Regions from separate parts of the Homo sapiens genome. Here region 1 is linked to region 2. The links are chromatin contacts, found by Hi-C or POLR2A ChIA-PET in ENCODE. All regions are on one chromosome and are shown on one strand. Each heading gives the region's core, a stretch centred on a gene start or an enhancer-like site at or near the end of the contact. The rest is flanking DNA. Distances are from core to core; before and after follow the strand shown. Region 1 overlaps INPP4B (inositol polyphosphate-4-phosphatase type II B). Region 2 overlaps INPP4B (inositol polyphosphate-4-phosphatase type II B).

Region 1 (2,964 bases), core at 292-2,791, 460 kb before region 2:
ATCACAGCACCCAAGATCTTTCTCTAATTTCTAATAGCATTTGCAAATAGTATAGAGTTTGTTTATTTTAAAGTTGCACAGAATGCCATTACCTAGCTTAGTGACTTTGGGCAGATCACCCTGTTCTGTGAGTCCCACTCTCCTCACTAAATGGTTTCTAAAATGTTTTTGATTCCAAAATTCTATGAGTTTTTATCTTCAACAATTTTTTCCCAATGCTAAATGAAATTTTGTTCAATAACTCTTGGTGGTCTAAGTCATTTCCCCACTGTGTGATTTAATTGACATAATGCCGTTCAAGGTCACAGAGCAAAACCTAAAACATCTAGCAAGCACATAAAAATTCAAGTCAAATGCATACAACCAGTCAGCTGCAAAGATCTCAAATGCAATAGCCGAAACCACCTAAGCAGACAAATCTAAATAGCAAAGTCACAATCTGCCTTTTATCTAGCATATTGGGTATCTTGTGCCACGAACCTTCTCAGAGCCTTGGGACATGGGCTCAGCAAATGTGTATGCTGACTCTTACACCTAAAAATTCAGTAGAAGCACAGATCATCTTCCTGAATGTGCCAGCAGATCTTTATCCCATAACTATGTGCAATTCAAACACAGGTTTGGATGAGTACGGCTCATTTATATGTAGGAAGAACAGAATTTTCACAGGAAAAGCAGAGTGGAAGATTCTTGTGTCCCCCACAGACCTGGAGTTCTTGTCTATTTCCATTCGGTACCTTTTATCTATCTTGGGCATTTAAGGAATAAACCGGCCAGAACAATTCAGATGGAAGACAAAAAATAAAATAGAATCATTAGTTCCAATTCTTCCAGAGAATTCATCTAACAAAATGAGCTGGTGTTATGGGAGGTAGAACAAAGAGAATCCTAAATTGTATTTAATCCAATAGCTTTACTTCACTAGTTAGAAAACTGAAACTTAGCAAGGTCCAATCTTTCATTGGAATGACCTTTATTTTGAGCTTATTTTAGATGTTATTATGTGCTTTGCCATAATGGGGAAAGGTGAATGGAAAATTCTGCCTTCGCATATTCCAGAGATTAGGGAGACAAGCTAAATATACCTAACTAACATACGGCTAGTTATCTATTTCTGTATAACAAAGCGAGGACTTAATGGCTTGATGGTGATTTATCACTTCTCACAGTTCTGTGAGTTGACTAGGCAATTATGTTTGTCTCATCTGGGCTCACTCATGGGGTTCAGATAGCTTGTGGCTCGTGGCTCGAGTGGGGCTTGGGACTCTAAGATGGCTTCATTCACATGCCTAGGGCCTCAGTAGGATGACTGGCATGGCCCTGAAAACTGCGAAGCTCTCTCTCTGTGCAAACTTTCACCTGGACTTTTTATATGATTCTGGAAGTATTCCAAGAAGGCAAAAGTAAAAACTGCAAAGCGTCTTAAAATAGAAGTTCAGAAGCCACATTATATCACTTCTGTTGCATTCTATCAAAGCAAGTCACAAGGACAGATCAGTTTCAAAGAGTGGGAAAATAGACTCCACCTCTTTATAGGAGGAGCTGCAAAGAATCTGTGGTCGTATTTAATCTAACACATCCGGACAACAGAGAGAAATCAGGAAGTTGAATGAGATGCAGATTTGCTCTTTTTTTTCCCCCCACCAGAATATGTATTTAAGGATAGAAGTGATGTTACAGGTCATTAATTTATTTATTCAGATATTTCAGTATTTTGACTTCTGACAAATCAAACCCATGCCAATGCTATGCTTTTATACAATTTCTACATCATAACTGGCACTCACTAAACCCACAATCAACAATGAAGAAAAAAGTAGGCACAGGCATGTTTCATAGAAACTAAAATAGACTTGGTCAGCTTATTTATTAAGCACATATTCTTATCTACTATGAAAAGTCATGACCTTCTTAGCTGAGGAAAGCAATTACTTTTGCACAGAGAATCTTTATATAACAACACAAAGGATATTCAAAATTTACCAGTTTCTGGCAAGACTAAAGCACTTAAGGCAGGCAGTGTTAATCATGCAAACTTTGTGAAGCAATTCAGCTTATCAGAGCATGAGATGAACGAAGTCAAAGCTTTGATCCTCAGATAGGCCAATATATTTCATGGAGAGAAGCCTTTTTTTTTTTTAACATAAGGATAGCTTTGATCACTTCTTCAACTACTGAGTCTTTTCTTAACCTCAAGAGAAATGAACAGAATTCAATAAGATTACCTATTTTTAAAATGCCACATACTCCAATAGATACTACTGGGGCTACAAAAAATTAGAACTATGTAGTTTTATCCTCCCCAAATCTTTCATATTGATAAGGGCAAAAAATAGGATGACACAATTGGTTTACAATGTATAAAATGATAAAGTGCTGGACAGAAGGTACAAATTACAATACAAGTTCAAAAGAGAAAGATTATATTAGTTAATCTAGAAAATGTACAAAGGAGGTGATATTGGCAGAATACCTTTAAAGATGGGGTAAAACTTTTGCCAGGGGAGAAAGGCATTCTAGATAAAAGGGAGAGAGGAGAGCAGTGAGTGTTGATTTGAAAATAAGAAAGGGTAATTCAACTGTGTAAGAATGAGAATGTACAGAGATGTGTGGCCTACTTTTCTCAGAGACAGGGGTCAAGTAAGGGAGAAATCTAAATCTTATATAAATGTTTGAAATGATATGAGAAGGAAATGTGAGGAAAGCTTGGATAGCTTTCCATCCAGAACTCAAGGGTTGGGGATCCTGGTTAGCAGGAGAGCAAAGACCAGGACCTGCAGGAGTGATGAGGAGCTGGGAGGATAAAAGGTTGCTCTTGAGTTAGTAAGGTTTCAGTTGTGAAGTAGTACAAATAACATATTTGGTTTCTGCTCTTAGTTCCTGGCACAGAACCCTAAAACCTTTGTAATTTCCTGAGTGATAGAAGTGTTAGGTGCATCTTTTGTCCTTTTATTTGGTCTTTGG
Region 2 (3,116 bases), core at 586-3,085:
CACATTTCAAAAATTAAGGTGCCCTGCTTTAAAGGGTAGGTGAGAAACCTACTCCAGAAAACCTCATTTTTCTTCCATAGGTAGTTATTAATTTTATTTTCACTTTTGTAAATTGCTCACTTTGTACTCAAACAAGATGCTTTTTTTCCTTTCACTGTAGGCCTTGTCCACTTACTGTGTAAAGAAGCAAAAGAAAAATAAAGGTCTGTTTTCTATTGTGAAGTCGTAATGCAAAATGTGTGTCCCCACCAGTGTTTCTGTGGCAACAGACTGATGTCAGAGAAGTGAGCAGGCTGACTCACTCCAGGACAGAAAGAAATGCATGTCTTCTGCTTCTCTTCCTAGCAGGCCCTCTTGGGGAAATACCTCTGCCTTTGTACCCAAGATTGAGCCTTTAGGAATAGATATCTTATTGAAGGGATGTATTTCTATTCTTCATTTTTAGGGTTGTAAGATTTAGAGAAGAAGATATTTCTCAGAATAAATTAAGTCAGGGTAAACTCAAAGTTGCTAATTTCCATTTCGTAAGAAATTATTTCATCAATAACATTATGATGATACCCTTTTAAATTATGTTTTTATAATTTCAATGCCCTTTTGTTAAATATTCTACCATAGGAAAAGTTAAGAGTTAGTGTGAGAAGGAAAAAGGATCTTCCCTTTAAAGATCGTTGAAGTTAAGAGTTAGTAACGATCTTAAAGGATCTTCTCTTCTCCCATTAAATCTTAACTTCCAGTCATTTCTCTAGGGCAACAGGCTTAAATTATTTCTCATCTTAAAAAAAACAAATAATAACAATATCCCATGGTGCCTAACTTCTTTAGAAAGTTGTGCATAAATATATAAAAATATACCTATACCTACATATGCGTATGCATACAGAAATATATATACATATATATATACATACACACACACATATTCAGCCATTACTCTTCCCTCATGGAAATGTTCTTAGGTACCCGTTATTTTTTCTTAATAGTATATTTGGATGTTCAAAGTAAAACTGTCATTTAACAACTATTAAGTACCTACTGAGTTCCAAATACCACTCTAGATATTGGGAAACAAATAAGGTATAATACACGCTTTCAAATACATTTAGAGTTTTGTGGGGAAGTGTTCTGGGTTGAATAGTGCCCCCAAAACTTTATGTCTACCTGGACCTCACAATGTGACCTTAATTGGAAATAGGGTCTTTGCAGATTCATTGAGTAAAGTTAATATGAGTTAGTATAATAAGAATTGATATAAGAATGGTTTCAGTTTAAATAAAACTCTTTAAAATACTGATACATACCAGTCCTTCTCTGTCAACATGGTTGTCCTAGATAAAAAATTATAAAGGACATAACAATGAAGATGGGGATCAGGGAGGAAATGGCATTTCATTAGTTCCTCAGTGGTTGATAAGCCTGTTCTTATACCTTGTATTGCACTCATTCATTTAACAAAGTGGTTGATCATTCTGACTACAGTATAAGAGTTTTTAGTGAGGTTTCCAGCCATCCCTAAAACTTTAAAACATAATACTAAAGATGTGTGAAATAAAATTATCAGTCACATATCTGATGAGTTTCCATCAGACAAGTGAGCAGGCCACTCAAAGCCTCTTCAGCCCCCTTGCTTTCTCCTCGATTATCCAAGCTTTACAAAGTCAAACTGCATATGGAGTGCTTTAATCTTTGAACGTACGGCTGCATCAGACCTTTCCCAGCTCTTCTCACACTTTTAATGGATCCAATTCACCTCCTTTCCAAGGAGCATGTCTAGGTAAGTGACAGGGTGACGATAATGCCTTGGCCACACAGGCCTCAGAAAAGAATGGTGACTAACGATTAAATGCTTAGCATGCCAGCCCACATAAACCACAAACCATGAAGCCAGGGATTAAGACTCACTGGCAGCACATCGCCCAGGAAGTCAGCTTTCAACTAGAACTAAATCAGTTTTAAATAACAACATTTCTTGGGTCTCTTCCATCATCATATTGTGCAACTTTATACTTCGGGTTTATTTGGACTAAAAATATAAAAACATCTAAACCTACTTTATAACTGCTATATATTGACGTTAAAAGGAAACCAAAATAACAATAAAAGACACCAGGAAATTGGGACTTCTTAGATAAACTTAGCTGTGTGGTATTTTGCTTCCCTTTCACTAGAATTAGAAAAATAAATGGCCCACTTTCTAGAAGTGGAGAGTGAAAGGGAGGGAAAGAGAAAAATTGAGAGGAAGAAAACATTTAAGTAACAAGAAAGCAACAGGATAGGAAAAATATCAAGTCTTCAGAATAGTAAGGAAATGGAACTCTAATAATGTTAAAGAATGCAAAGATGATAAGAAACCAGCTACTCTTGGCATCGTATGAAAAAGTGTGAGAGAAGAACCTGAACTATGTGCAGCTTGCATGTAGTCACTGAGTCCCCCCTACTCCCCTGCCCTGGCCAGTTTTTCATTTCCTCTCTGATATCATTTAAACTTCAAAGACCATCCATCACTCCTTCATTGAGAAATGCCTGCTTTCCCAGAAACAACACCAGGGCAGCTTTTTATGCCATTACTGGCATTTTATCAAAGTAAAATTTCCATGGGTTTTTCTCTCAGAGGCTATTCCAGGGCTTGTTTTTTCTACAAAAAAGGAAGGCAATTTAAACGTGTGTGTGTGTGTGTGTGTATTTCCAGTTCTATCTATATCTATATTTCAACAGAATTACAATTTCTGTAGGAATCAAAATTTGAATAAAGTAAATAATATACTTCAAAATCTTTATTATAAACATTTCATTGACAATATAGAAAGGAAATTGATACAGCATTAGCAATAAAAATTTTTGTGGCTAGTTGAGCTCCTGGGATCACCTCCTGCCCCGATCCGTGTAGCCAGCAGCTGCCTCTATACGCTTTCAAGTGCTGTGCCTGCTGCTTACAACTCTCTTCTCCTCCTACCACCACAACTCTGTCAGGTCACTGTTCAATTGTTCTCACATCAGAGAGCCCCTCGCCCTTATTAGTTTATATAAAATAGCAACCACCCAACATTCCTGTTTTATTTTTATCTTCATTCTGTTACATTTTTACCCATAGTGTGTCTCTTCCACTGATATCATAT

What was found. A loop is a pair of places that touch in the nucleus more often than their neighbours do. ChIA-PET counts read pairs that join two places held with the same protein, here RNA polymerase II (POLR2A). Pooled maps may share reads with other maps.
Region 1: a loop to region 2 is called in a map of gastrocnemius medialis, with 2.7 times the contacts of the local background. The contact joins two enhancer-like sites. A Hi-C loop is called at or near these places in 3 of 168 maps with a recorded cell type or tissue (chondrocyte, gastrocnemius medialis and heart left ventricle) and 9 of 50 pooled maps. POLR2A ChIA-PET finds 5 or more read pairs at or near these places in 2 of 52 experiments (WTC11 and activated naive CD4-positive, alpha-beta T cell).

The regions. Positions count from the first base shown.
Region 1 is chr4:142,353,735-142,356,698 of GRCh38, forward strand. The region is part of intron 7 of INPP4B (inositol polyphosphate-4-phosphatase type II B); the gene reads right to left. Among named protein-coding and RNA genes, the nearest start is that of INPP4B, 490 kb to the right of the region's middle. Within about 2 kb of position 1,542, at least 4 of the 41 ENCODE cell types and tissues checked have a DNase peak (open chromatin) inside an H3K27ac peak, as active enhancers do.
Region 2 is chr4:142,815,781-142,818,896 of GRCh38, forward strand. The region is part of intron 1 of INPP4B (inositol polyphosphate-4-phosphatase type II B); the gene reads right to left. All of the region lies in intron 3 of USP38-DT (USP38 divergent transcript), which reads right to left. Among named protein-coding and RNA genes, the nearest start is that of INPP4B, 29 kb to the right of the region's middle. Within about 2 kb of position 1,836, at least 7 of the 41 ENCODE cell types and tissues checked have a DNase peak (open chromatin) inside an H3K27ac peak, as active enhancers do.